Regions from separate parts of the Homo sapiens genome. Here region 1 is linked to region 2. Evidence: chromatin loops called from intact Hi-C (ENCODE). Cell type or tissue: K562. All regions are shown on one strand. Links, peaks and the distances in the headings refer to the core of each region. The heading gives the core; the rest is flanking DNA. Region 1 overlaps RAB3GAP2 (RAB3 GTPase activating non-catalytic protein subunit 2). Region 2 has its middle 93 kb from the start of SLC30A10.

Region 1 (15,706 bases), core at 7,524-12,523, 320 kb before region 2:
CGTCTCAAAAAAAAAAAAAAAAAATTAAGTTACTAACTGACTTCAGACTAGTATTTCTTCAAGTCAGGCCTTTACATATTTGTACCTTTACCCATCGAGTAGGGTTCCTGGCTTCTCATAGCCTGTGATGGGCCTTACTCATAGACAGACTCAGCTACAAGGGTAGTAATAATAGCATGTGAAATGCCATGTTTACATTGCCTAATTGACAACTGTTTCAGAAATTTAATGTTAATGCCACAGCTCAATGAGTAGTGACAGGGTCTTGCTTTGTTACCCCAGTTGGAGTATAGTGGCACACATAGCTCACAATAATCTTGAACTCCTGAGCTCAAGCTATGCTATCACCTCAGCCTCCGAGTGCGACTATAGCCATGTGCCACCATGCCTAATTTTTTAAACATTTTTTCATAGGGATGGGTTCTGGCCATGTTGCCCAGCCTGGTTTGTTTGTTTGTTTGTTTTTTATATATTTTGTTTTTAATACTTTTTTATATAACTACATACTTTAGTTTGCAGTTATATGTGAAAAAAATCAATTGGCAGACATTGGGATTGTTTCTAGTGTTTGGCTGTTGGGAATAAAACTGTTCCCAACAATCTCATACATATGTTCTGTATTCATTTCTCTAGTGTATATACCCAGCAGAATTGTCGGGTGATAGAGCAGACACATGTTTAGCTTCAGTAGCTACCACCCAGCAGTTTTCCCTGTGGTTTTACCAAATTATTATACCACCAGTAATGCATGAGTGTTCCATTTGTTCCATATCCTCACTAATACTTGGTATTATAATTTAAAAATTGTTCTTAGCCTTTTTGGTGGTTATGTAATGCTGTCTCACTGTGACATTGTATTTCTCTCATAACTAATGATGTGACTCTTTTCTTCATGCTTAGTGGCAATTTAGACATACTCTTATACAGCCTAGTTCTGATTTTTATTAAATCAGATTTTAAATGAAATTAAAGATTTCATGAACTTTATAAATATTACATGAGATATAAAAAATGAAATCAAAATAGTCTATATAGTTTAATAAGCTTAAGAAAGAGTAATTTATGTGTAATAAAAGTGAGACTATATAAGCATTCTATTTACTACTTTTACTTGCTATCTAGGCATTGCACTGATGATGTGGAATACGTTCTTAGTTAAAAGATTTTCTGCTGCTACATACTTAATGGATAAGGTAAGGTAGTTTCATGTATTGACTTCTTATTTATTTGATTCTCTTATTTGACTAATATTAGAAAGATTGTTCACATTAGGCTTTGTTAGACTATTTTTTAATTTGATAATTAGATTTTACTCATACTCAGTTAAATGTAATGCCCAGTACTGGCATTTTAATGACATAAAGAAGGACTCTAAATCCTCATAAAGAGACTAATATATTATAAAAGCCTCTTAACTAAAGAGATTAGGACTGGTAGTTGATTCAAGCAAGGATTTGCATTTTATTTTAAATTAAAGTGTACAAATTTACACTTACCAATCTTTGATGTAAGGCCAAGATATTTTCTTTGAATGGAGTTGATTGCATTCTCCTTTGGTTTTCTTGTGTAAACCTCACCCATAATGTATTGCCTATCATGGCTAGATCTTATTTTTTTAAAGTTGTTGTGTAATCTGAGTCCAAAACCTTTAGATTTCTATAATTTTTATAGTTGTTCCCTCTGTATCTAATCCAAAAGACCTAGGAGTTATTCTCCTCTATAAATCTTTGCAAAGCATTCAACATAGCATTCATGGAAATAACTCCCCCTTTTTTCTCATTCATATTTCATCAGTTATGGAATTAAATTACATAATTACAGTGACATCTACAACCAGCATGAGTAGCTTTGGGAACAAGCATAACATATAAGCATAGAACTCAACTGGTGGGAGCAGAAGCTGCTAGCATGCCGACAGTACCAGCCTAGCCTCCAGCTGAGTGGCCAGGGACACTAGTTAGTGTGTTTTACAGGCCACTCAACAATGTAGATTAGTGTAGCATCAGATGAGTGGATGCTAAGAGAATTACCACTGTAAAGATAACATATTCTTTTAAATGTATAGTCACAGTCATTCCTGCATCATGAATAGCACCACAGCCAAGACCCAACTTTAGGCCACTGCTCCCCTTGAAATTACTCTCTTTGATGTTATTGATAACATTTTTCTGGTTAAATCTAACCATTCTTTCCTCTGTGCTCATCTTCCTTGACTGAATAGCTTCTTTCTTGGAACTTGCATCTTTTGGCCTTTATGATGTTGTTCTCCTATTCAACTTCACCTCTTACCCCCTCGTCTTTCGAGAGAATAACAGTAAAATGTAATTTATGTGTGTTACAATTTGTAGTTTCACAGCATTCTCACATCCACAATCACTTTTGATCTTCACTACTTTGGGGCAAAAACAGTCCTAAACCAGGAAGTAGGAAATTTGTGATTGGATAAGTCTTTATTATAATGTGTTATCTCTCATGTGCCAAGACTATGCTAGGTTCTGTGGTTGAACCAATGGAAGTTATGGTCCTGGCCCTCAAAGAGCTCACAGTTTGAACACCAGGTAAACAGACAATAGGGAGTGTTTGGAGCTCAGAAGAGGAGGAAATAAATAACAAAACAAGGGGAAGGCTTCTGACTTAAATTTTGGTGGATGCCTATATATATACCAGTAAAAAGTAGGTGAGAGGAAAGTATATCCCAGCAGTCCTGGAGATATGAGGCAACTTGTTGGATTCAGAGAACTAGAAGTAGCTTAGGATGGCTGGAACATAGGCTATATTAGAAGAAAAGAAAAGCTAAGATGAAGACATTCCTGTGCAGGCTGTGAATTTGGATTTTCTAGTAGTATGTGTAAGCTTAGCACAGGGTCTGGCACATGTGGTAAGGGCTCAGTAAATGGTAGCTATTATTTTATATTGAAGACACTGGGGCAGTTTTAAGCAGAGGAATTATATATTCAAATTTGTGTTTAAAAAGATGATTCTGGCAACAGACAAAATATCTTGGGACTGGGGTCAGCTGATCTTGGTTGTTCCAAGGCTGTTGCAGTAATCCCAGCAAGTGGTAGTGAGGTGACATTTTTCTCCAATGTCTCCTGTGAGTTTCCTCTCTTATCAAGTAGTATTTCTGAGGGCAGAACTTTTGCCTCCCACTTATTACACTGTAGACATATACAGTAAAATCTTAATAAGTACTTATTGCGTAAGGAAATTTTTCTGGGCTAGGAATATAACTCCCATGTGCTTTAGAGTGGTTTTCCTTTCTTTCTATTTCAAACAATTGTGCCTTTATCAACAAGCTGAATTCTTAGGTGTTCTTGATTAGTAGCCCTGAATTAGGCTCTGGGTTTTTTTTTTAGTTTTTCTTTGGTAGGAGTGGGATGGAGTCTCACTCTGTTGCCCGGGCTGGAGTGCAGTGGCACAATCTTGGCTCACCGCAACCTCTACCTCCTGAGTTCAAGTGATTCCCCTGCCTCAGCCTCCCGAGTAGCTAGGACTACAGGTGCATGCCACCACGCCCAGCTAATTTTTGTATTTTTAGTAGAGATGGGGTTTCACCATGTTGGCGAGGCTGGTCTCAAACTCCTGACCTCAAGTGGTCGGCCCACCTTGGCCTCCCGAGTGCTAGGATTACAGGCATGAACTACCACACCCGGCCCAGGCTCTGGGTTTTTAGGCAACACAGTTATTTGACTGTACAGATTTTTAGAGTTTTTACTTATTTAATAGTTCAGAAATATGTAATTTATATTTGAAAAGGATTATTCTTGAGCCCAGTGTGAGATTAAGTTTCACCACCAATTTAATTGCATCTACTGTTGGTAGAGCCAACAGCTAATTAATGAGGCTGTCACATTTACTTATAGCGCCATTTACGGTTTTTAAATTCGGTTACTTTTTATTATTTGTGCCATAGTAATGTCTTTTTATTTAAATTATTAAATGTTACAACATTTTATCTTTTTATTTTAGGTTGGAAAATCACCAAAAGATAGGTTATGCCGAAGGGTAAGTGAATCTCCCATAGCTAGAATTATGGTTGTTAATTCCACACTTTTATGTAGTACTTTATTAACTGTATAGGTGAACTTTGCCTTTTATCATTGTGATGACGTATCAGAAGGAGATAAGAAAAATGAAAAGAGAATACTGCATTAAGGAAACTGGTCATGAACTATGGCCAGTTTTAATTTACTTTTCCAGATTGTTAGATAGCATATTAAACTAGGTTTTTATAAGATGTTGTTCAGCTTTGAACTGTGAACAGGTTAACATGCTACCATTGCTGCATATTCCGATTAGACATTTATAATGGAAGCATCCAACATCAAATTGAAGCAGGTTCAAATGAAGTAGTTAATTTGATCTACCTATATATATGATATATATAATAACATAAGTATACAAATACAACATTAGTCTTAACTAATATTCTAATCCATGGATATGGGACTTGTATTTGACCCAAGAAATTAATAGTACTAGCTTCCATTGTTGAAGACTTTTTCTGATGTGTTCTTGAGAATGGTTGTATGACTAGAGTGTGTACGTGTGTGTGCATGCATGTGTGTGTGCATGTACCCACAAACACTGAATTATTTGCTTTGGGGATGTGAGGAAATTATAAGATTGTTGGTTTTAAAAAGATTATATGGCAGGGCGCGGTGGCTCACGCCTGTAATCCTAGCACTTTGGAAAGGCGAGGCTGGTGGATCACCTGAGGTCAGGAGTTTGAGACCAGCCTGACCAACAAGGTGAAACCCCATCTCTACTAAAAATAGAAAAACTAGCCAGGCATGGTGGTGGGCGCCTGTAATCCCAGCTACTCAGGAGGCTGAGGCAGGATAATCGCTTGAACCTGGGAGGTGGAGGTTGCAGTGAGCCGAGATCGTGCCACTGTACTCCAGCCTGGGCAACAAGAATGAAACTCTGTCTCAAAAAAAAAAAAAGATTATACACAAATGCAGTGGTCCCTTGGACAAGCCCTTTAAAGGAGTCATTGAGAATCGTCTGTTGCTCACAGCATCAATCTGGTATTTAGTTCTCAAGCTTGAGGATTCTAGTTTTGCTCAGAGGGTCGGGTTCAGTCTCTAAAAGACGCTCTGAAAGCAGACCAGGCTGTTTTCTTGGAGCTTTTCAGGTTAGATTCTCATGTGTGTATCTTCCATCTACCACGATTATTTGGCTACCAGATGCCTTAGCAAGCTGAACAGTGAGCTCAGAAGTGCCACCATCTATAGTAACTAATGAGGCTGTTTCTTTACAATACACAAAGAACACTACTTTTTAAAAGTCAATATTTATACCACTTTGTAAAGCTTGACTTTAAAATTGGTTGACAGTAAATCTAAAAGAAGGAACTTAAATATGCTAATGCCTTGACTTTCAAATTCTTGCCTGTCTATTCAGTGTGGAAAGTCAGCTGAACCAGTGTATTGTATCCTGGTTCTTGTTTGGCTGACAGTAACTATAGCAGTTTTCCTGCAGGGCCTAATTACGTTCCTTTTTAAAAAACAGGATGTGGGAATGAGTGACACAGCAATGACATCTTTCCTCGGCTCCTGTTTGGATCTTCTTCAGATCTTAATGGAGGTAAAAGAGGTGTATTTTTCATTCTGAACTGCTCCTAAGATATTACATATTCTGCAAACCATTGCATTTAATAAATGACTATTTTAATGAGGTTGTTTTTCATTCATTCATTTCTAAATTTTGACTTGAGCCCAGAAGGTAGTGATGTTTTCTTATTAAATTCTTATTGAAATTAGACTTTGTGTTTTTTTATTACAATTTGGGACAGTGTGCAATATGAATTTGCACTTTGCTGCTAATAAACTCATTGGGATATTTGTAAGCTATTATTTTTCCATTACTGAACACAGTCCTCCATTCTCAAAACCCTTAGGCAGATGTTAGCAGGGATGAAATACAGGTGCCTGTGCTGGATACTGAGGATGCGTGGCTCTCCGTGGAAGGACCAATCTCCATAGTGGAACTGGCCCTTGAACAGAAGCACATCCACTACCCACTGGTGGAGCACCACTCCATCCTGTGCTCCATCTTGTATGCAGTCATGAGGTTTTCTCTGAAGACCGTGAAGCCACTTTCACTTTTTGACAGTAAGGTAAGTACCTCACAGGATTTCAGAGCTATTTTGGAGTTGCAGGCTTAGCAGACACATGGATTTTCATATTTAATAGAAGCTGTCCAGTACTTTTGTGACTGGTATAATTTGGTGTGAGGTTCCAACTCCCTCATTCCCTGCTTGATTCCGTTCTTTTTATTTACCTTCTGTACTGCTCCCCTTGGAGTTTTGCCCTCTCAGCTGTCTGCTCTTCTCATTCTCCATATTATTCCTGGACAGACTCATTTTCTCCCTCTTATATATCTCTAGGCCTGACCAATCCCTAGAGTTTGAGGCATTCATTTCTTTTGAACTTCTCTCTTTGAGTGTCTTATAGGACTTCAGACACCTCATATCTAAAATATATCTGCAAACCAATACCCACATCCTGCCCCTAACCTAAATTTGCTGTTCCTTCTGAATTCCCTGACTTGGTTATTTTATTAACGATGTCATCATTTTTGCCCTGGCAAAAACTAGAAACTTTGAAGTTATCTCACCAATTCCTTACTTCAAGCCAATTTTCTTCATTGTAAATTCATTCTTGTAAATTCTGCCATAGATCATGCCTGTCCGTTTCTCTCCATGACTATAACCCTAGTTCAGGCATAATCATCTTTCCCTCGGCTATTACAACAGCCCTTTCTTAATCACGCTGCCTCCAGTTTCTCTCTCTCCAGTCCCATGCTGCAAGAGCTGTCTTCCTAAGAGACAGGTTTAATTGTATTAGTTCTATACCTAAGATTTTTTTTGGCTCCTCTGCAGGATCAAGTCCAAATTTGTGAGTAGAATATGTTTTTACATATTCTATTGTAACCTTCACAGTTTAGCTGCAGTGGATAGTAAAATCCTTTCCTTCCCCACGCAGGTGTCAAATTTTGAGAGACAGGACAAACTGTTGGAGACAAAAACGTCAACATTATTACTTAGCTTTTTACTGATAGAAGCTGGGTTAGAGAACACAGCTTAGGCTTGTGGGAAAGTGGGTTTATTATTTCACCCTTAAATGAGAGACTCCCGGACAGTCATGGTGGCTCACACCTGTAATCCCAGCACTTTGGGAAGACAAGGTGGGCAGATCACTTGAGGTCAGGAGTTTGAGACCAGCCTGGCCAACATGGTGAAACCCTGTCACTAGTAAAAACACAAAAACTAGCCAGGCATGGTGGTGTGTGCCTGTACTCCCAGCTACTTGGGAGGCTGAGGCAGGATAATCGCTTGAACCTGGGAGGCAGAGGTTGCAGTGAGCCAAGATCACACCACTGCACTTCAGCCTGGGCCACAGAGTGAGACTCTGTCTCAAAAAAAAAAAAAAGTATAGATTTTGAATGAGTTAGTATATCTTTGAGAATATAAGCGATAAGAGTACTTAAAAGTTAAAAAAGAGAAAGAAATACCAAAATAAAGTGCCTAGCTCAGTATTCCCATCAGAAAAGGCCTTTGTGAAACCAGAACACATCCAGAATTGGATTAGCACAATAATGTTTAGTTTCAACCCATGTCATGCCAAGACTACCTGAGACAGCTGGGTGACACTCATCTGCAGAGAGCTAGTATGGTTGAGTGGCTAGTGAAAACAATCCCGGTGCTACCATTTGCTAACTAGAATTATTTAGATTTTCTTACTCTCAGTTTTCTCATTCAGAAAGTAGCAGTGCCAGCCTCATGGTTGTTGTAAGGGTTCCTTGTATTCAACATGAAGTACTTAGCAGCATCTGGAATGTAGTAAATAATAAGTGGTGCTATTATAGATGCTATAGCTAGGACCACCAGGTGGGAACTATCGAGTAACAGATTGTGAGTGTATGCTAAATCTTTAAATACTTCTCTCAGTGATGTCCAAAATGTCATGGGTTGCCCTGTAAGTCCGGTTTTTCTTATCACTAAAGGATGAGTAGCTTTAATCTACTTGGCAGTCACAACAGATGACCTAGAATCACAGATGATTAGGTATGGAAGGCACATTGGAAGATACCTAGGATGACCTGCTTGCAGAAGAAGAAACGGTAACCCAAGATTGTGGGTCATTTACCCAAGGCAACCTGGATGGAAGTGGTGAGCCTTGGACTAGACCCAGGTCTTTCAACTTAAAGGCCAATGTTCTTTGCTCTGTATTACATTTCCTTCCAAGGAACTTCTAAAATCCTGTTTCCTGATATTCTGTTTTTACTCTTTAGACACACATCTGTTCTTTTAAATAAGGTGTTTTTAAACAATTCAACAAGTGTTTTTAAAAGGATTCAGAGGCTGGGCGCGGTGGCTCATGCCTGTAATCCCAGCACTTTGGGAGGCTGAGGCGGGCAGATCACCTGAGGTCAGGAGTTTGAGACCTGCCTGGCCAATATGGTGAAAACCCCGTCTCTACTAAAAATACAAAAAAATTAGCCTTGGCGTGGTAGTACACGCCTGTAGTCCCAGCTACTTGGGAGGCTGAGGTGGGAGAATCGCTTGAACCAGGAAGGTGGAGGCTGCAGTGAGCTGAGATCACACCACTGTACTCCAGCCTAGGCAACAGAGTGAGACTCTGTCTCAAAAAAAAAAAAAAAAAGGATTCAGGGTACATATATGTATTACTTAGCTATTACTGCGGAGTAAATCATCCCAAAACTTGGCTGAAAATAACAAATATTTATTATCTCACAGTTGTTGTGGGTCAGTAATCTGTGTTCTCCTTATCTAGGTGCCTCTGGCTTAGTCTCTCATGAGGCTGTAGTTAAGGTGCTGCATCTGAAAGCTCAACTGGGATGGGGACAGGGTGATTCACTTCTAAGCACAATTGTTGGCAAGATTCAGTTATGCCACATGTGCCTCTCCATACAGCAGCTCACAACACGGAACCTGGCTTCCTGCAGAACAAGTGAGAGTGAATATGAGTGCCTCAAGGCAGAAGAAGCAGTCTTTTGGAACGTGGTCTTGGAAGTAACATGTATCACCTCTACCTGCTTCTGTTGCTAGAAGCAAGTCATCAGCCTCCATGCAAGGAGAGGAGACTATAGGAAACACGAATACCAGGAGGAGGGGATCACTGGGTTTCATCTTAAAGGCTGTCTACTATATACTAGATAATTGTTATAAAAATTATTCTAAAATCTTACTGTTCAAGGAGAAATAAAAATCAACCATAAGTTATTATTAAGTTTTAAACAAATCTTTCTCCCTCTCCCCCCTTAATAATCCACACTCATCAGTTTTCTTGCTCTCTTTCTTTTTAGGGAAAAAATGCATTTTTCAAAGACCTAACTTCAATTCAGTTATTACCTAGTGGGGAAATGGATCCAAATTTTATTTCTGTACGACAACAGGTAAATTATAGCTATTGGATTTTGTTTTTGTTTCTTGGAAAAAAAAACATAAGGGAAAAATCTAGCTGGCTTTTGAAAAGAATGACTACTTTCTATCGCAAGGACAGAAAACCAAACAGCACATGTTCTCACTCATAGGTGGGAGTTGAACAATGAGAACACTTGGACACAGGGTGGGGAACATCACACACCAGGGCCTGTCGTGGGGTGGGGGGAAGGGGGAGGGATAGCATTAGGAGATATACCTAATGTAAATGATGACTTAAGGGGTGCAGCACACCAACATGGCACATGTATACATATGTAACAAACCTACACGTTGTGCACATGTACCCTAGAACTTAAAGTATAATAATAAAAAATAATAATAATATTTAAAAAAGACCAATTTCAAAGTATTCTTGAGAGCTAGTTGTTTAAATGATGTGTTCCTTTTTTGATAACTAAACAATTTAATGGAAAAGCCACTATAAGTGACAGAAAAGCTAACAATACTTGGTTTAGGTATTTTAAAATGAAACAGTAACAATGCATTGCTCTATCTCTTTCTCCATTTTCAAGTTCTTATTGAAAGTTGTCAGTGCAGCTGTCCAGGCCCAACATTCAGCCACAAAGGTCAAAGATCCCACAGAAGAGGCCACACCCACTCCTTTTGGGAAAGACCAAGATTGGCCAGCTCTAGCTGTGGATTTAGCCCATCACCTTCAAGTTAGTGAAGATGTTGTTAGAAGGCATTATGTGGGGGAACTATACAACTATGGAGTTGACCACTTAGGAGAAGAGGTAATCATGACCCTTTGAATGTTAATTGGGCTCAAGTTATAAAATTGATAGTTGGAATAAAGAATCAGTTAAGTTTCCAATGAAGCCTTTTGCTCTTCCTTTTATTAGAACATCTAGGTATAAAAATAGAACAATAGAATATTTTTTAAAACATAAAATTATAATCAAATAATTCCTACAGTGTGCCAGGCCTGCCCTACGCACAGGGATATAGCAGTAAACAAAACAGACAAGGTTCCTTCATCATGGACTTGATAGTCTGCTGGTAGGAGCAGAAAAGCATGCTAAATTTTGCATTGAATGATAGGTGCTATGAAGAAAATAAAGAGGGCCGGGTGTCGTGGCTCACACGTGTAATCCCAGCACTTTGGAAGGCTCAGGTGGCAGATCACTTGAGCCCAGAAGCTCGAGACCAATCTGGGCAATATAGCGAGACCCCGTCTCTAAAAAGGAAAAAAATATTTATTTTTAAATTGAAAAAGAAAGAAACAGGATCATATGAATAAACAGGAGCCACTACAGTAGAGTGGTCAGAGAAGGTGACATTTGAACCGAGCCCCCAAGGAGAAGCAGCAGCCAGCTACTCAGAAACTGGGGGAACAGTGCTTGAGACAAGAATTACAAAGGCCCTGAGGTGGGGACTAGAATGACTAGGTCCAGGACTAGAAAGGCCAGTATGGCTGACCAAACATAGTAAGCAAGGAATAAAGAAGTATGGCATGAGGCAGGGAGGCTGGCCCGGGCCATGGCCCTATCCTAGGTCTCGGAGCCCATGGTTATTCTAAGTGTATTCAGAAGCCATTAGAGGGGCTGGGCGTGGTGGCTCACGCCTGTAATCCTAGCACTTTGGGAGGCCAAGGTGGGTGGATCACTTGAGGTCAGGAGTTCAAGACCAGCCTGGGCAACATGGTGAAACCCTGTCTCTACTGAAAATACAAAAAATTAGCTGGGCGTGGTGGCATGTGCCTGTAATCCCAGCTACTTGGGAGGCTGAAGCAGGAGAATCGCTTGAACCCAGGAGGTGGAGGCTGCAGTAAGCTGAGATTGCACCACTGCACTCCAGCTTGGGTGGCAGAGTGAGACTCCATCTCAAAAAACAACAAAAAAAAGCCATTAGAGGGTTTCAAATAGACATGACATGAAACTCCTTTTATTTGCCAAAAGTTTGAAAACAGCACACTGAGTAGCCACATTGAATTGAAAGATTAGGTGATGAGAGAAAAAAAAATTAACCAAGGAACAGAAATTTGGGTTTAAATGCTAAGTTTGATTTGGATTTATCTTTGGTTGTATACAATCAAAAGATAAATGGCCACAGTTCAAAAATCAACTAGAATCTCTTCACTGGCAACCCCTTTCCTATAGAATAAACAAATCTGCTCACTCTGACTGTATTATTTCTCCATGTTCCTATCTTCAGGCCATTCTACAGGTTCATGACAAAGAGGTCCTTGCCTCTCAGCTGCTGGTGCTCACGGGGCAAAGGCTGGCTCATGCGCTTCTCCACACCCAGACAAAAGAAGGAATGGAGCTGCTTGCCAGACTTCCACCCACACTGTGTACTTGGCTGAAAGCAATGGTCAGTACAATAGAACGAGATCAGGCAAAAGGTCATTGGATGTTTTCTTGAGTGCCTGGTTAATAACAGTTATGAAGAAAATTTGACAAGTTTAATTCACCTAGTTACAAAGAAAAGCATTTTTATGTAATAACTCTTAAGTCAATAACAATTATTGTTTAGTTGTCTATAATAGGTTATTTTTGTGTCCCATTTGCAGGACCCCCAGGACCTTCAAAACACTGAAGTGCCAATTGCAACAACAGCTAAACTAGTAAATAAAGTAATTGAGCTTTTACCAGAAAAACATGGGCAATATGGTCTAGCCTTACACCTCATTGAAGCTGTGGAAGCCATATCTCTTCCTTCTTTATGACACTTACCTACTGGAAATAGTCTAAAATTATGATTATAACATGAAGTAGTGCATGGTTATTTTACATAGTAAGACCTGGAATTTTATGGGAAAAGTATGTCTTTTTTTTTCCTTTTGTAAAATAAATAAAAGTATATACAACTTTTAAAAAGTGCAACCCTGGCTAAATTCCACTCCTTTGGTTAATACTGAAGATAAAATATAAACAAATGTCAACTCTGTTATAATTAATACAGATGTTTTACTGTTTATTTCTAATTCAAACACTTAAGTAGCTTTATTGTTAAACTTTGCTATTTAAAATTGGTTATAATTTAGATTATGTTCTTATAAGATTCTATATTTCCTATCTAAAATGTTGTTGTAATTCAATTTAAATGTGTTCATGTACAGTCCCCATCAGTAGCGTATAGAACACCCCACTCTCCTTTAGTAAATGTTGAGAAAATGCCTTTGTTGTCATGCTCCAAATCCCACACTGGGCTGCCACCTGGGAGTTCTGGATACCGAAAGGTTCCTTTCCCAGAGGTTCTGCTGTTGCCATCAGAGGAGGATGACCGTGCTTGAGGAGGAAGAATGGGTTCAAGATCATCATATTCATCAGAAGGGGACACTAAATAGAACCCTTAACCTGTTGTACTTGCCAAAATTGAGAATCAGAGATGTGTAAAATGCAGCAAATTAATTATAATGTAAGTTAAGATTTGCTTTTTGCCAAGTTGCAAAGTTGTATCCACATCAGGTCACTGTAAAAATGTATTATCTTGTAAAACTTATGTAAAAAAAAAAAAAAAAAAAAGGCAAAGATACTAAAAATTTTAAGTCCGACTTTATTTTTCCTACAAGTGTTTAGAAATGCTTCTGGGATTTGCTAATATTATCTGTCCTTGGGAACAGTATTGAAAAAACTGCTTAGTGGTATTACAGCTTTAGCAAACCTACCTCACAGCTGGGATGAGAGGATAAAATACAACTAATTTTGTACCCTATAGTGCCTAGAGCAGTCCAAGTGCTAAATAAATATTTACTGATTAAAACCAAACTATAGCTACTCGGGAGGCTGGAGGAGGATCGCTTGAGCCCAGGAGTTTGAGGCCATTCTGGGCAATATAGCAAGACCCTGTCTCGAAAAAAAAAAAAAAAAGAAAAAACCAAACTAACCAAAACTCTGTAAAAGAGTGCTTTGAGCTCTACAAATACCAAGTATTTATTGTGGTATATTTTTAGAATGTAGCCATACAGTGTAATTATGGGTATCTGTCATGGATCACAATTATTATTCATAGTAAGTCATTGTGATACAGAAGTTTGTTTCTTCACTTCCCCTTAAGAAGCCAACTATAGTAATCATGCAAAGTTGAGGAGTATGTCCTTCAGGGATATAAAAAGAAAAACAAATCTGTTTTTTGAGCTAAAAGAGCACATCCAAACAAGAATTTAACTGGCTAAAATTTAGTAATTACTGTTAAGTAACTATCAAACTTGAAATCTTACAAGATAAATGGTTAAGATGTCTTGAGTATTTGGGATGGGGGCCTGTGAGTCTGATTGAGACATACATTTTACAGAGTAGCAGCACTGGAAAGGGCTAGTCCAACCTCCCAGCCTCTGCTTGGGTCTCCGCTGCCCCAGCCACACACATCCTAGAATTCTTGTAAACATATCTGGCTCTGTGTTAACAGTCACTTGTTATATGTTTTCTAAGAGATTAGTTCTTCCTGTGATTTTTCCAAGTACGCTGAAAGTAGTAGTATGAACTTAAGGAGGCTAGTCAAAGAAACTTGGAGTTATAGGTATTTTTAAAGAATAAATCCTCAATTCCATCATCACTTGGCGGGGAGGGGGCACTTATTAAGCATTTTAGATAATAAAACTGGTTAAGCTTACTCTGGTAGAACAGACAATCAAATCTGGGGATTGCTGAGAACAATAATAAGCTGAAGTATGGCTCACAGAATCCTAACACAAATCATTAAGTCTCTAGTTAGATTTGTTATCCTAAAATTTTTCATAGAATTTTAAAATCTAATTCTGACTTGTATGGTTAAGAAAAGCAGTTAAATATTTTACTACTTATCAAGGGCTTTTAAAATAAATAAATCTGATTGATAGGAAGAAAGGCAAATAAATACCTATGTAGACATTCTATAATAACAAAGAGCCATAGATGATAAAGGAATTAGATTTTAATGTAGAATGGGTGGTTTCTGAAACAAAGGTATGTGGTACTTTGTAGTTATTGATGAGAAGCCAGTAACCAGTAGTGTTTTCCTAGATATATGCCCACCCTCACACAACTTTCTTCATTAACAAACATTAAATATGCATTTGTATCTTATTAAATTATATTGTATAATGCTGAAGGAAAACAAAAAGTGTTCAAATAATCATAACTTCTACATTACAGGTTCTGTTTAGATGCAGAACTAGAGGGGCCAGGGTAAATGTAGATAAAGAGATATATAGCACCATGCTTCTTAATGCTTCATACTTTTGCAAACAGAAAAAAAAAGTTTTACTTTTATTATAAAACTTCATCTATGGTCAAAGTAAACACTGTTACATTTAAATTGCTTTTTAAAAACAATTGCGATCTAAAAAGTCAAAAATCTGAAATTTAATAATATGAGACTTACACTGAATATAATGTTCATTTAGAAGTTGCTGTGGTCCACTTCATTTATAAGGAACAAATATTTTTACAGTACACTATAGCAACAGCAAAAGCCCTCTCTCACCCTGATAGGAATGGGTTTGCTGGGTGTCTAGAAGTTAGATTCCTGCTGAATAGAATTAGCCATCCTTAAAAGATTTTAATCCAATACTGAACTGTTTATAAAATGCTTTCTCTATTGTAATGTACTGTAAGTAGTGAAATTCTGTATATACTGCTATTTTCTGTCTGTTCATTGTTGTGAACTTCTTATGTATATTAGTGAAATAAATTTTCAGCTTTCATGTTGTTTCCTAAACATTCATAAGTATAACTAACTATTAAGAGATTTCTTCCTTTCTTGAGTAACAAATTTGGTGATTATATTCTTTCTGATCCAACCCCAAAAACTAGCTATTCTGAAAAGGCTGATGTTCACTAATGGGAAGAATGAAATGACCCTTCACCTCTTAAGGGAAACAGGCCTCCGCCATTCCCTTTCAAAACTATACTTCTTTTACTTGATACTCAAAACTTCTGCACCAAAATCAGTCAGTATTTTTCCAGAATGCCTTTATTTTCAGTATCATAGAATTTAAATACAGAGTCAAAAGATGATTTATAAAATATAAAACATTTTCTGCTTGGCCGTATTTGAAGACAAGCTGAATACATATCTATGTTCTGAATAAGTCCACTATGGATATATATAGGAAGAGATATACATATATCCATCCACAGATACACACACACATATATATTTCTGCATGTATATATACATAATTCTTTCTATAGTTACAGGAAATACTTCTTCTATAATTCTGATTTTGACTCCCATCCTCCACCATTTACTCATCCACTCATTACCTAAATCTTGGCTTTCTTTCCTATATTGTAAATAATCCATCCAAAC
Region 2 (15,706 bases), core at 3,507-8,506:
AGATTTTGGGCTGAGACAATGGGGTTTTCTAGATATACAATCATGTCATCTACAAACAGGGACCATTTGACTTCCTCTTTTCCTAATTGAATACCCTTTATTTCCTTCTCCTGACTAATCGCCCTGGCCAGAACTTCCAACACTATGTTTGAACAGGAGTGGTGAGAGAGGGCATCCCTGTCTTGTGCCAGTTTTCAAAGGGAATGCTTCCAGTTTTTGCCCATTCAGTATGATATTGGCTGTGGGTTTGTCATAGATAGCTCTTACTATTTTGAGATACGTCCCATCACTACCTAATTTATTGAGAGTTTTTAGCATGAAGGGCTGCTGAATTTTGTTAAAGGCCTTTTCTGCATCTATTGAGATAATCATGTGGTTTTTGTCTTTGGTTCTGTTTATATGCTGGATTACATTTATTGATTTGTGTATATTGAACCAGCTTTGCATCCCAGGGATGAAGCCCACTTGATCATGGTGGATAAGCTTTTTGATGTGCTGCTGGATTCGGTTTACCAGTATTTTATTGAGGATTTTTGCATCAATGTTCATCAAGGATGTTGGTCTAAAATTCTCTTTTTTGGTTGTGTCTCTGCCCGGCTTTGGTATCAGGATGATGCTGGCCTCATAAAATGAGTTAGGGAGGATTCCCTCTTTTTCTATTGATTGGAATAGTTTCAGAAGGAATGGTACCAGTTCCTCTTTGTACCTCTGGTAGAATTCGGCTGTGAATCCATCTGGTCCTGGACTCTTTTTGGTTGGTAAGCTAATGATTATTGCCACAATTTCAGAGCCTGTTATTGGTCTATTCAGAGATTCAACTTCTTCCTGGTTTAGTCTTGGGAGGGTGTATGTGTCAAGGAATTTATCCATTTCTTCTAGATTTTCTAGTTTATTTGCATAGAGGTGTTTGTAATATTCTCTGATGGTAGTTTGTATTTCTGTGGGATCGGTGGTGATATCCCCTTTATCATTTTTTATTGTGTCAGTTTGATTCTTCTCTCTTTTTTTCTTTATTAGTCTGGCTAGCGGTCTATCAATTTTGTTGATCCTTTCAAAAAACCAGCTCCTGGAGTCATTAATTTTTTGAAGGGTTTTTTGTGTCTCTATTTCCTTCAGTTCTGCTCTGATTTTAGTTATTTCTTGCCTTCTGCTAGCTTTTGAATGTGTTTGCTCTTGCTTTTCCAGTTCTTTTAATTGTGATGTTAGGGTGTCAATTTTGGATCTTTCCTGGTTTCTCTTGTGGGCATTTAGTGCTATACATTTCCCTCTACACACTGCTTTGAATGTGTCCCAGAGATTCTGGTATGTTGTGTCTTTGTTCTCATTGGTTTCAAAGAACATCTTTATTTCTGCCTTCATTTCGTTATTTACCCGGTAGTCATTCAGGAGCAGGTTGTTCAGTTTCCATGTAGTTGAGCGGTTTTGAGTGAGTTTCTTAATCCTGAGTTCTAGTTTGATTGCACTGTGTTCTGAGAGATAGTTTGTTATAATTTCTGATCTTTTACATTTGATGAGGAGAGCTTTACTTCCAAGTATGTGGTCAATTTTGGAATAGGTGTGGTGTGGTGCTGAAAAAAATGTATATTCTGTTGATTTGGGGTGGAGAACTCTGTAGATGTCTATTCGGTCCACTTGGTGCAGAGCTGAGTTCAATTCCTGGGTATCCTTGTTAACTTTCTGTCTCGTTGATCTGTCTAATGTTGACAGTGGGGTGTCAAAGTCTCCCATTATTAAGGTGTGGGAGTCTAAGTCTCTTTGTAGGTCACTCAGGACTTGCTTTATGAATCTGGGTGCTCCTGTATTGGGTGCATATATATTTAGGATAGTTAGCTCTTCTTGTTGAATTGATCCCTTTACCATTATGTAATGGCCTTCTTTGTCTCTTTTGATCTTTGTTGGTTTAAAGTCTGTTTTATCAGAGACTAGGATTGCAACCCCTGCCTTTTTTTGTTTTTCATTTGCTTGGTAGATCTTCCTCCATCCTTTTATTTTGAGCCTATGTGTGTCTCTGCACGTGAGATGGGTTTCCTGAATACAGCACACTGATGGGTCTTGACTCTTTATCCAATTTGCCAGTCTGTGTCTTTTAATTGGAGCATTTAGTCCACTTACAATTTAAAGTTAATATTGTTATGTGTGAATTTGATCCTGTCATTATGATGTTAGTTGGTTATTTTGCTCGTTAGTTGATGCAGTTTCTTCCTAGCCTTGATGGTCTTTACAATTTGGCATGATTTTGCAGTGGCTGGTACCGGTTGTTCCTTTCCATGTTTAGTGCTTCCTTCAGGAGCTCTTTTAGGGCAGGCCTGGTGGTGACAAAATCTCTCAGCATCTGCTTATCTGTAAAGTATTTTATTTCCCCTTCACTTATGAAGCTTAGTTTGGCTGGATATGAAATTCTGAGTTGAAAATTCTTTTCTTTAAGAATGTTGAATATTGGCCCCCACTCTCTTCTGGGTTGTAGAGTTTCTGCCGAGAGATCCACTGTTAGTCTGATGGGCTTCCCTTTGTGGGTAACCCGACCTTTCTCTCTGGCTGCCCTTAACATTTTTTCCTTCATTTCAACTTTGGTGAATCTGACAATTATGTGTCTTGGAGTTGCTCTTCTTGAGGAATATCTTTGTGGCATTCTCTGTATTTCCTGAATTTGAATGTTGGCATGCCTTCCTAGATTGGGGAAGTTCTCCTGGATAATATCCTGAAGGGTGTTTTCCAACTTGATTCCATTCTCCCCGTCACTTTCAGGTACACCAATCAGATGTAGGTTTGGTCTTTTCACATAGTCCCATATTCCTTGGAGGCTTTGCTCGTTTCTTTTTATTCTTTTTTCTCTAAACTTCCCTTCTCGCTTCATTTCATTCATTTCATCTTCCATCACTGATACCCTTTCTTCCAGTTGATCGCATTGGCTCCTGAGGCTTCTGCATTCTTCATGTAGCTCTCGAGCCTTGGCTTTCAGCTCCATCAGCTCCTTTAAGCACTTCTCTGTATTGGTTATTCTAGTTATACATTCGTCTAAATTTTTTTCAAAGTTTTCAACTTCTTTGCCTTTGGTTTGAATTTCCTCCCGTAGCTCGGAGTGGTTTGATCATCTGAAGCCTTCTTCTCTCAGCTCATCAAAGTCATTCTCCATCTAGCTTTGTTCCGTTGCTGGTGAGGAGCTGCATTCCTTTGGAGGAGGAGAGGCGCTCTGCCTTTTAGAGTTTCCAGTTTTTCTGCTCTGTTTTTTCCCCATCTTTGTGATTTTATCTACTTTTGTTCTTTGATGATGGTGACGTACAGATGGGTTTTTGGTGTAGATGTCCTTTCTGTTTGTTAGTTTTCCTTCTAACAGACAGGACCCTCAGCTGCAGGTCTGTTGGAGTTTGCTAGAGGTCCACTCCAGACCGTGTGTGCCTGGGTACCAGCAGCGGTGGCTGCAGAACAGCGGGTTTTCGTGAACTGTGAATGCTGCTGTCTGATCATTCCTCTGGCAGTTTTGTCTCAGAGGAGTACCCGGCCGTGTGAGGTGTCAGTCTGCCCCTACTGCGGGGTGCCTCCCAGTTAGGCTGCTCAAGGGTCAGGGGTCAGGGACCCACTTGAGGAGGCAGTCTGCCCGTTCTCAGATCTCCAGCTGCGTGCTGGGAGAACCACTGCTCTCTTCAAAGCTGTCAGACAGGGACATTTAAGGCTGCAGAGGTTACTGCTGTCTTTTTGTTTGTCTGTGCCCTGCCCCCAGAGGTGTAGCCTAGAGATGCAGGCAGGCCTCCTTGAGCTGTGGTGGGCTCCACCCAGTTCGAGCTTCCCGCTGCTTTGTTTACCTAATCAATCCTGGGCAATGGCGGGCGCCCCTCCCTCAGCCTCGCTGCCGGCTTGCAGTTTGATCTCAGACTGCTGTGCTAGCAATCAGCGAGATTCCGTGGGCATAGAACCCTCCAAGCCAGGTGCGGGATATAATCTCGTGGTGCTCCATTTTTTAAGCCTGTCGGAAAAGCGCGGTATTAGGGTGGGAGTGACCCGATTTTCCAGGTGCCGTCTGTCACCCCTTTCTTTGACTAGGAAAGGGAACTCCCTGACCCCTTGCGCTACCCGAGCGAGGCAATGCCTCGCCCTGCTTCGTCTCGCGCACGGTGTGCTGCACCCACTGTCCTGCGCCCACTGTCTGGCACTCCCTAGTGAGATGAACCCGGTACCTCAGATGGAAATGCAGAAATCACCCGTCTTCTGTGTCGCTCAAGCTGGGAGCTGTAGACGGGAGCTGTTCCTATTCAGCCATCTTGGCGCCACCCCCCCAACATTTCTTATTTTTCAACAGAAAGATCTCAAATTCTGTAGACTGGGAAGTCTAGCATCCTTAGGAACATACCAAGAATTTGCATTCAGTAGTGCCGAAGGAACAGCAGCTCCGTGACAGTTCAACTCATAAGTGGCTCCTCTTTCCTTTCTCTTACTGTTAGGTTCCTATAATTCACTCTACGTCAATACATTATGGATTTAATGTCAATTAGAGAGCCTTCAAAGAGCAAAGTGACCTGAACACTTTGCAATGAGATGCACTTGAAAATACAAATGAAAAAATGACAAAATACACTGTTACATCAAAAATAAATGCTATGCACTAGATTTTTCCCCTCTCTACCTCCAACTTGTCCTTGTTCCTGTAAGAAGTCAAGATGTGGCTATGTTAAAAAATGGGTGGATGGGTGAACAGATATGGAGCCAACACTATCTCTTATACACAGAGGAAGCAGTGAAGGAACCTTTCACCTTGATTTTAAGCCTGACAAACAAAGGCCAATTTGGTTGTAAGGAAAAGATGAAGTCTTAGGAGAAAATGACCTTGCCTTTCATTTTCGACCTTATAATAACCATTCTGAAAAGTTGTAAAAGGGAATCCCATGTTGATTAAGATAGTGAATGGACCAAATGACTTCATTGGTTTAAGTGAGGTACACCCTGTCCTCACCTTAAATTCAGGGTGGGAAAGGCCGGACTGTCATCTTACTCTTTTCTAATCATCCATTTAGTGGATGTTATTGTTCGATGATTTGTTCGATGTTATTGCTGTTTACCATGGGGGCTGTAAAAGATGAAGCCATTTTAGTGTAGGTCACCAGAGCACACACTCTGGAGCCTACTGCTTAGATATGAATCTCAGCTCAAGTCCATGTATGAGCTGAGTGACTCTGGGCAAGTTACTCAACCTCAGTTTACTCCTCTATAATATGGGCATAATAACAATTCCTCCTTCATAGCTTTATTGTGAAGGTTAAATAGTTAACATTATGTAAAGTGATTAGAACAGTGCTTCATAATAATAATTATGTTGATATTAACTTATTAAAAATTAATATTACTTAAATTATTGTTATTATTGTTATGCATTTTATTACTTGTCTATAGACTCTGGAAACTCAAGGCCTTTCTGTCTTTTCACGCTTGAACAGGTCACTGTCTTCTACATCCTATCCTTTAGTTTTCTATCAAATTAACTTTTCCAATTAATGTCTTTCATCATTGTTTTTTTTCGGCTCACACTGTGGACTGACCTCACACTGAATAGACAATAACTCAAACACTCTTTGATTACCACTCAAGGCTCTCCATAGACTGGCCTCAACTGTATTCTCCAAACTTTTTAGTAGGGAAGATGAAGTCGCTTTGGTTTCTCAGTCCATTTTCAGAGACAGCAGCACCATCTACTGGACGATCTTTATTCTAAGTAACTGAGCATTCACATTCTCGACTGTTAGAACTTGAAAGAGCGAGAAAGCAGAGGTGGATGTTGGTGTTGTCTTTGGTTCATTTGTTCTAAGATCACATTCCAAGGCTGAATACATGAAAGACCATGAAAGAGTTAAGGGAATGCCAGGTACAGTATTTCATGTTGAAAGACTTTGAAATCATGATTTTAGAATGTAAAGGGAACTTAGAAGACAATGGTAAAGCAGCAACAGTTAGAGTAACGCTGTATGTTTATGTATCGCTGAAAAGTTTTTAAAGAACTCTCACATGATTTGACCCTCAAAGTAGCCCTGAAAAATAGACAACACAGATCTTATTATCTCCATTTTAAATGAAAGGAGAGTTAGGCAAAGGAAGGCTAAATTAGGTGCTTTAGGTTTCACACCAGGAATTGTGACTCAGTGTTGTGGACTTTCCATTACACTATACTTACCTGCTCCGGACTCTCATTCTATAGATGGGAAAACTGACTCCTGAAGAATCTAAGCAACATCTCTCAAATCCAATGGTAAGTTGTAGTAGTATCAGAACAAGAGTCTCCTGATTAACAATTGGCACTCATTGACAATTCTACTTCTTCACTTTCTTATAAAATTTGTATAAATTTAAAGGGTATAGGTGCAGTTTTTTTTTTTAACATGGATATATTACACAATGGTAAAGTCTCAGCTTTTAGTGTAACCATCACCCAAATAACCTACGTCATGCCCATCAAGTAATTAATTTCTCATTCCTCACCCCTCCCACCTCTCCACCCTTTTGAGTCTCCAGTGACTATTATTGCACACTCTACGTCCATGTGTACATGTTATTTAGCACCCACTTTTAAGTGAGAACATGCGGTATTTGGCTTTGTTTCTGAGATGTTTTTACTTACGGTAATGACCTCTAGGTCCATCCATGTTGCAGCAAAAGATGTGATTTCGTTCTCTTTTATGGCAGTGTATATTCTTTTGTGTATATATGCTACATTTTCTTTATCCAATCCTCTGTCGATGGACACTTAAGTTGAATTCATGTCTTTGCTATTATGCCCCACTTTGCCCTAACCCCAATAATGACAACACCATCAGTGAAAAATAGAGAGGTGATGATGAAACTCTCATTGGAATTATTGCTCTGAATTGTGAACATAGGCAGGTGAAGCATGAAAAGGTGAAGCATGAAAATAAATTGATTCTGATACCTGCCATTGGTACAGTCACTCCAGGGTAGAGCCTGGTCCTGAGATTGAAGAAAGAGGCTGGGTAAGATGGCTCATGCCTGTAATCCCAGCACTTCGGGAGGCTGAAGTGGGAGGACTACTTGAACCCAGGAGTTGGAGACCAGTTTGGGCAACATAGCGAGACCACATCTCTACAAAAAATAAAAAAATTAGCCAGGCAGGGTGGCGCATGTCTGTAGTCCCAGCTACTCGGGATTCTGAAGTGGAAGGATCACCTGAGTCCAAGAAGTTGAGGCCCCAGTGGGCTGTGATTGTGCCCCTGCACTCAGCCAGGGTATCAGAGCAAGACCCTGCTTCCTGAAACCACCCTCCCGACCACAGCCCCCCAAAAGAAGGAGGTGGTGAGAGGAAGGGACTGTACCTTGAACCTCAGATGGACTCTCCAGATTTTCCCAGGCTTGGCTCTGAGCCACATTCTCAGGACACCAGGTTAAGGAGGCCACTTGAGCAGGGCTACTCCACAGCTACCTTCTGACCTCTGGCTCTGGGCAGGTCCTTGCCTCTTTCTGCAGGAAATGGGGCAGGTCGCTATGGGGGCTGTGGGTTTTTACAACACATCCTTTGCCAGGTCTAAGACCTTTTCCTGAGCAGCTCTCACAGTTTGAGCTCTGGCACTAAACACACTGGTGGAGTGAGAATGTCTTATTTCCTGGTCTCAATTCCTACTTTTGGGAGTTTTAATGAAGATTTGATCATTCTCTAAGGGCTGAATCCTGGCACAAGAGTTTCCTGGAAATATAAAAATGTCACCTGGGCTTGCTTGCACTTAGGTAACCCTTGCTGGTACAACTTTGAAAGAAACCAGGAGACCCTTTTAGTTAAATATTTAAAACGATTTAATTGTCAAGCCTTCACAAACTCTATTGGTTCTTTTGCAGTTGATTAAATTTTCTAGGACCACACTTTCTAGAGCAATCATTGTTTCATAAAACCAATTTAAAAATGAGTGTTCAGCTAGATTCCAAATTTAGCACTATGTACATTCACCAAATTTCTGTCATTGCCAGGAATTACTGGACTCCTTTTTCTTGTTGGGTGGACAGCTGGAGTTTTCAAATTACACTGTATAGTTTGCTCTGCCTTTTTTTTTTTTAATCTAAGAAGAAAACTTTTTCTTTTTCTTGCTGCATAAACAGTAGTGGTTTCAAATGTCAAAATCTGAACTCTAGATCCTTGCATGAAGCTTACTTCCCATGCTACCTGTGTCCTGTGTCCTTCAAGATGGTGTGTTGAAGTGAAGCGAGGACACACAGTGGAGGAAGCTGTGGACATAAGGTTAAGATGTTACCCAAGATACAGGTCAAGCTGAAAGAGGATGGGGTAAGCGAGAAAAGATGGTTAGAAGGTAAATTTGTTGGTTGGGCGCTGTGGCTCACGCCTGTAATCCCAGCACTTTGGGATGCCAAGGCGGGCAGATCACGAGGCCAGGAGATCAAGACCATCCCGGCCAACAGGTGAAACCCCATCTCTACAAAAATACAAAAAAATTATCTGAGCATTGTGGCATGTGCCTGCAGTCCCAGCTACTTGGGAGGCTGAGGCAGGGGAATCGCTTGAACCTGGGAGGCAGAGGTTGCAGTGAGAAGAGATTGCGCCACTGCACTCCAGCCTGGCGACAGAGCAAGACTCCGTCTCAAGAAGAAAAAAAAAAAGAAGGTAAATTTCTAAATTTCTTTCCTCCTATTTGTCATATCTTCTCCTAGGACACCAAAAGGGCCTCAGGTAGAAAAAGTTCAGAGATTATAAACTGAGCACAATTGATGAGGTCAATTGACTATAGAAACAATGCAAAGCAGCATCATTCATCTGGGGTAATACCCGAGGTTCAGTGTCCCACGCCAAAGAAATCAAAGATACGGACACACGAGCAGTGAGGTTAAGAGCAGAGGTTTAATAGGTGAAAGAAAGAGAAGAGCTCTCTCCTGCAGAGAGAGGGGTCCCGAGCAGGTTTTCTGGTCCATTGTGAAATACATCAGGTTTTATAGATGAGCTTGAGGAGGTGGTATTGGATTTACATAGGGCACAAAAGATTGGTTGGACCAGGTGTGTCATTTGCATAGGGTGCGAAAAACTGGTTAGGGCTAGATGTGCCATTTGCATAGGGCATGAAAAAGCTGGCCACCCCACCCTAATCTTTTATTATGCAGATGGGTTCTCTATCTGGCTGATGCCATGTTGCCTGTTTCCTTACTGTACACGTGGTGACAAAGAAAAGGGAAGATAGAGCCTCCATGTGGAACATGCCTGGCTCTCAGGTAGCCCTTTCCTATTGGCACAGCTGCCAGCATTCACCTGTGCAAGCTTCTAGCTTGCTTGTATCTATGTCTGCAGCTCGATTTTTCAGGCAGTTGTTAGAAAAGAAACGAGTTTGAGGCTGTTTTTCATTAAAAGGGAAATTCTGCTGAGGACTCTCTTACCCATACTATCTGCCTAAATAACTTCTTTCTATCTCTTGTAGCAAATGGATTTTTCAGATGGAGCTCTTTTCCTCTTTGGAGGGAGGGCTTAGCCTGGGGAGGACAGCTAGGTGCCAAAGAGAAAAGAAGCACATTTAACGGAGGCACATTTGACATCCAAGAAACACTGAAATATGGTTTAAATCTTTATAAAAATTTCTATAAAATGTGCAAAGGAATGATTACATTGTTTGACACAGCAAAACATTGTAATATTCTTAATCAGTGGCTCAGCTATCACAAATCTCATCTTCAAGGCAGTTTCTAAGTTGACCAGGTAATTTGTAGTCCAAATGGGGACACTTTTGGGTGCAAAGAGCATGCGATTTATAATTTCACTGGGCACAGGCATACACCAGGCCTGTCCTTGCACACTCCTTTTTCATCTAGTTCTCTCAATTCTGGCATGCACTGCATCACCTATGTTCATGTTTTTCTCCCAACTAACTCATCTGTGGGATTTATTCTGTTTTCCCAGAGGATCTAGAATGTAAATTACTGCTTTGGTCCTTACTGAGATCAGCACAACAAAAACCCAGTGGGTGTTCAAGCCTCATCTCTCACCACCATGCCTCTCTCGCTTATGGTTTAAAAGGAAGTTTCTTGGTCTAGAGCCAGTGCCACCCCAGGAGCAATGAGCACGCTGAACACTCAGATCTTGCTTTTTCTAAAGATTGTTTTTCAGTGAAAGGGGCCAGGGCTTTTTGGAGACATGGCTGATTCTAGGGCAAGAGTGCGAAAAATACAAGATGAGCCTGGAGAGTCTTGTAGTGTCAGGAAATAAGGAAGTGCTCAGAAAGTAAAAGCATGTAGGCATGCATGGGACAGACATACTAACCTGAAAGAGCTCCTGGGGGCCAAAACTGGAAGAATTTAAACAGTAATTTTTTTTTAAATGTAGCATTGAATTATAACACAAGTATAAAATAAATGTACATAAGCCTATGTTGCTATACATAAATAATTGAATAATCAAATTAATGAAGGATGAGCAATAAATTTTCATTACAGAAGAATTTCAGATAGTATGTGTGTATAATCTACCCTCTCCTCACTCTCCAAAAGTGTGAACTGGACATAGTGACTGATTTCCAGTGAGTAGATATAGAAAGGGGAAAATAGTAACTTTACAGTGGAGAAAACTGGCAAACACTACTTTAACCAAAATGATCAAGTTTAACATCACCAGTAATAAGTCATGTTGCTACCACACTACTTCCTGTTTTGCTATGATGACGAGAGGACCTCATCTCTGTGGTATTCTTTTCCAGATCCCATAATCCATGTTGAATCATGATGAAAACATATGATGAACCTGTATTGAGGTATATTCTAAAAATTACCTGACCAGTACTTCTCAGAACTTTTGAGGTCATGAAATACAAGGCAAGACTGAACAACTGTGAGAGTAGAGTAGACTAAGATGACACGAGGACAAAATGCAACATGGCATACTGCCTTGGATCCTGGAGCAGAGAAAGGGCCTTAGTGGAAAAAGTGGTAAACCTTAATAAAGTCTGGAGTGTAGTTAATAGTAATGTACCACTGCTGGTTACTTAGTTTTGAGAACAGTGCCATGGTAATGTAAAATGGTTATAGTGGGAGAAGTTGGGTAAGGGGTATATGTGAGCTCTCTACCATCTTTGTAACTTTTCTATAAATATAAAATTATTCCAAAATAAAAAGTTCATTTTTTTTGAAAAAAAGAACATAGTTTCCAGCTTCATCCATGTCCCTGCAAAGGACATGAACCCGTCTTTTTTTATGGCTGCATAGTATTCCATGTTGTATACGTGCCACATTTTCTTTATCCAGTCTATCATGGATAGGCATTTGGGTTGGTTCCAAGTCTTTGTTATTGTGAACAGTGCTGCAGTAAACATACGTGTGCATGTGTCTTTATAGTAGAATGATTTATAATCCTTTGGGTATATACCCAGTAATCTGATTGCTGGGTCAAAAGGTATTTCTGGTTTAGATCCTTGAGGAATCGCCACACTGTCTTCCACAATGGTTGAACTAATTTACACTCCCACCAACAGTGTAAAAGCATTCCTATTTCTCCACATCCTCTCCAGCATCTGTTGTTTCCTGACCTTTTAATGATCGCCATTCTAACTGGCATGTGATGGTATCTCACTGTGGTTTTGAATTGCATTTCTCTAATGACCAGTGATGATGAGCTTTTTTTCATATGTTTGTTGGCCGCATAAATGTCTTCTTTTGAGAAATGTCTGTTCATATCCTTCACCCACTTTTTTATGGGGTTGTTTGTTTTTTTCTTGTAAATTCAATTAAGTTCCTTGTAGATTCTGAATATTAGCCCATTGTCAAATGGATAGATCGCAAAAATTTTCTCTCCCATTCTGTAGGTTGTCTGTTCACTCTGATGATAGTTACTTTTGCTGTGCAGAAGCTCTTTAGTTTAATTAGATCCCATTTGTCAATTTTTGCTTTTGTTGCCATTGCTTTTGGTGTTTTAGTCATGAAGTCTTTGCCCATGCCTATGTCCTGAATGGTATTGCCCAGGTTTTCTTCTAGGGTTTTTATGGTTTTAGGCCTATCTGGGGTTGGGGGTAGGGGAGGGATAGCATTAGGAGAAATACCTAATGTAGATGACGGGTTGATGGGTGCAGCAAACCACCATGGCATGTGTGCAGCTATGTAACAAACCTGCACGTTCTGCACATGTATCCCAGAGCTTAAAGTATAATAATAATAACAATAATAATAATAATAATAAACAGGACATAGCAACTAGCTTAAAGAGGTTTTATTTACCAAATCTGGACCAATTTTAGCATAAAATTGGGATTATAAACCAATAAATTCAGTTAAGGTTTATGAGTTTGTACTAAGGTAAATGAATGAATGGGTGAATAAATAAATAAATTGGAGGGACAAAAATGTTTCTCCTTACATTGTATTGCCAATTCATAAATGTAGAAGGGACAGTGAATTTAGAAAATTATCAATGGATGCCAAAACTAGTGATTGAAAGTTTGATGATTGAACAGTTACTTGCATAACCTTAAGGTATTTACCTGCAAAGGAAGTACGGGGGAGAAAGCAGGAACGTACTTATGGTTGAAGAACATTGTCAGATGTTCATAAAGAATCACCATTAATATGACGAAAAATAGACAAACTAGCGTTGTGTGCTTCTGGAAAGGAAGCACTGAGGGCACCACATCTCTTTCATGGTTTTTCTGCCCTCCAGAAGGCATTACCTGAATCCTAATCATGGAGAAATATCAGAAAAATTCAGACTGGGAAGCCTTCTCCAAAATAACTGGTTTATATTTTTTTAAATAAATATTCAGGCTAAGAAACAAAAAAATTGGCTAAGGAATCATTTCAGATTAAACGGGAACAAAGAGCCATAACAGATAAATACACGATGTGATATAGAACTGGATCTTGCACTGGGGTAGGTGGGAGCTATTAAAGGACATTATTGGGACAATCAATTACATATGACTATCAACTGGGGATTAGATAATAGTATCCTATCAGTGCTAATTTTCTTGATTTTGATAATTGTGCTGAGATTATGTAAGGCCACGTGTTTTTATAAAATACACACACAAGTATTTTATTTAAAAAAGAGATACTTCTTGCTGCTTTGTGGAGAAAGGACTGCAGAGGAGATAAGAAGGAAGCAGGAAGCCATTAGGAGGCTATTTAATACTACGAGCAAGAGACAAATGAGGCCTGGTGTGGTGGCTTATGCCTGTAATCCCAGCGCTTTGGGAGGCTGGGGCAGAAAGATCCATTGAGGCCAGGAGTTCAAGACCAGCCCAGGCAATATTGTGAGACCTAGTCTCTACACACAAAAAATAAAAATATTAGCTGGGCATGGTGGCACGCCCCGTAGTCCTAGCTACTCAGGAAGATTGCTTGAGCCTGGAAGTTTGAGGTTGCAGTGAACTATGATTGCACCACTGCACTCCAGCCGTGGTGACAGAGTGAGACCCTGCTCCTAAAAAATAAAAAAAAAAATTAAAAAGATGATGCTTTTTTGTAGTTGGTGGTACTTGTAGAAATGGTGAGAAAAGGCTGGTTCTATTTGGAAAGTAAAACCAAAAGGGTTTGCTGATGGATGGGCTGTGGATGACTGGGAAAAAGAGACAAGGATTTCAGCCTGAGCAACTGGGAGAATGGAGGCGGGAAGGGGCTGTCACTTAACTGAAAGGGGAAGATCCTGAGAGGAGCATATTTTGGGGGTGGGGGAAGATCAGGATTTCAGTTATTACACATTGTAACTCATTGCTTTCTCTCAAGTGTAGCTCTGATAATCCCATTTCCCTGGCTGATAATTTCATTTCTTCAGTAGTTGAGATGTTACCACCAAAGGACTTGGCATTCGAGGTCTTTCTCAGCTTGGTCCCATAACACTTTATAAAGGCAGTATTTGCTCCCCTCCTCAGTGTTCCTTTTGTTTCAGTCTAATTGAAAGACTTGTGATTGTTAACTTTTTTCCTGTTGGTGTTTCCCAAAATAGGGTCTGTATATAGTTGTTGATCTGAATAATTGCTACAAATTGTACTGGCAGAAATATTTTTCTTTTGATAGTTACACACTGATCTTAATGTATATTAGAAAATGACAACACTAGTTCATCAAACCTGTGATAACATTAGTATTATCATTAGTACAAATCTTGAGTATTATCATTAGTATTATCATTAGTACAAATCTTGGTAAAATAGTGGATCGGTTTAAAGTCAATAGAAAGAAAAATATTGTATAAGATATTACAAAATAATAATATGAAGGTGGAACATGAAAACCTGGAGCTGGATAAATACTGTACTGTTAGGGGATAATTTTTTAAAATATGTTTCATTTTATAAAATTTAAATATACCAAAAATAGAGAGAATAAACCTGTCATTCAGCTTAGAGTTGCCTCATGTCTAGGTTGAAGGTCCCTCTGGCTCACCAGTCTATTCCAGCTTAGTCAACCAGGAGAACCCACAGGAATTCAGTGCCCCTAAGCCCCTGTTTAAAAATGAAGGGCTTTTGAATAGCCAAGGCAATTCTAAGCAAAAAGAACAAAGCTGGAGGCATCACGTCACCTGACTTCAGACTACATACTACAGGGCTACAGTAACCAAAACAGCATGGTACTGGTACAAAAACAGACACATAGACCAATGGAACAGAATAGAGAGCCCAGAAATAAGGCTGCACATCTAGGACCATCTGATCTTCAACAAGGCTGACAAAAATAAACAATAAGGAGAGGACTCCTACTCAATAAATAGTACTGGGATAACTGACTAGCCATATGTGGAAGATTGAAACTGGACCCCTTCCTCATACATACCACATGCAAAAATCAATGCAAGGTGGATTAAAGACTTCAGTGTAAGACCTCAAACTATAAAAACCCTGGAAGACAATCTAGGCAATACAATCCTGGACACAGGAATGGGCAAAGGTTTCATGACAAAGATGCCAAAAGCAATCACAACAAAAGCGAAAATTGACAAATGGGATCTAATTAAACTAAAGAGCTTCTGCACAGCAAAAGAAACTATCAATTAGCAGAATAAACAGCCTACAGAATGGGATAAAATATTTGCAACTACGCGTCTGACAAAGGTCTAATATCCAGCATCTATAAGGAACTTAAAGAAATTTACAAGAAAAAACAAATAACCCCATTAAAAAGTGGGCAAAAGACATGAAAAGACACTTTTCTAAAGAAGACCTACATGTGGTCAACAAACATATGAAAAACAATATCACTGATCATTAGAGAAATTCAAGTGGCAAAACCACAATGAGATAACATCGCACACCAGTCAGAATATCTATTATTAAAAAGTCAAAAAATAACAGATGCTGGTGAGGTTGTAGAGAAAAGGGAACACTTACACACTGTTAGTGGGAGTGTAAATTGACTCAACCATTGTGGAAAGCAGTATGGTGATTCCTCAAAGAGTTAAAAACAAAACTACTATTAGACCCAGCAATCCCATTACTGGCTATATACTCAGAGGAATATAAATCATTCTACCATAAAGATACACGCATGTGAATATTTATTGCGGCACTGTTTACCATAGCAAAGACATGGAATCAACCTAAATGCCCATCGATGACAGATTGGATAATGAAAATGTGGTACGTATACACCATAGAACACTCTGCAGTTATGAAAAACAACAAGATCATGTCTTTCATGTGAACATGGTTGGAGCTGGAGGCCATTATCCTTAGCAAACTAACAGACACAGGAAACCAAATACTGCATGTTCTTACTTATAAGCGGGAGCTAAATGATGAGAAGT

The links. Peaks named below come from ENCODE experiments on the same cell type or tissue, not always from the same donor. Only the 100,000 strongest peaks of a DNase experiment are listed, where the experiment ranks them.
Region 1: it touches region 2 in a loop (6-fold over the local background); 1 of 110 quality-filtered maps calls a loop at or near these places.

Annotation. Positions count from the first base shown.
Region 1 is chr1:220,147,685-220,163,390 of GRCh38, reverse strand. RAB3GAP2 (RAB3 GTPase activating non-catalytic protein subunit 2) reads left to right here. Exons shown (of 35, transcript NM_012414.4): 28 at 1,123-1,193; 29 at 3,970-4,005; 30 at 5,515-5,589; 31 at 5,903-6,121; 32 at 9,334-9,423; 33 at 9,985-10,206; 34 at 11,627-11,785; 35 at 11,985-15,098. The coding sequence ends at 12,140. IARS2 (isoleucyl-tRNA synthetase 2, mitochondrial) reads right to left here. Exons shown (of 23, transcript NM_018060.4): 23 at 15,350-15,706. Among named protein-coding and RNA genes, the nearest start is that of MIR194-1, 37 kb to the right of the region's middle. RefSeq lists a silencer at 8,927-9,127. In K562, for the core only: no CTCF peak of the experiment used is centred there; a DNase peak (open chromatin) is centred at 10,060.
Region 2 is chr1:219,827,895-219,843,600 of GRCh38, reverse strand. It overlaps a transcript of LOC105372926 not described here. Among named protein-coding and RNA genes, the nearest start is that of SLC30A10, 93 kb to the left of the region's middle. RefSeq lists enhancers at 3,823-4,566, 9,662-10,607 and a silencer at 7,988-8,188. In K562, for the core only: a CTCF peak has its summit at 5,671 (motif pointing left); a DNase peak (open chromatin) is centred at 5,670; H3K27me3 peaks cover 1,076 bases.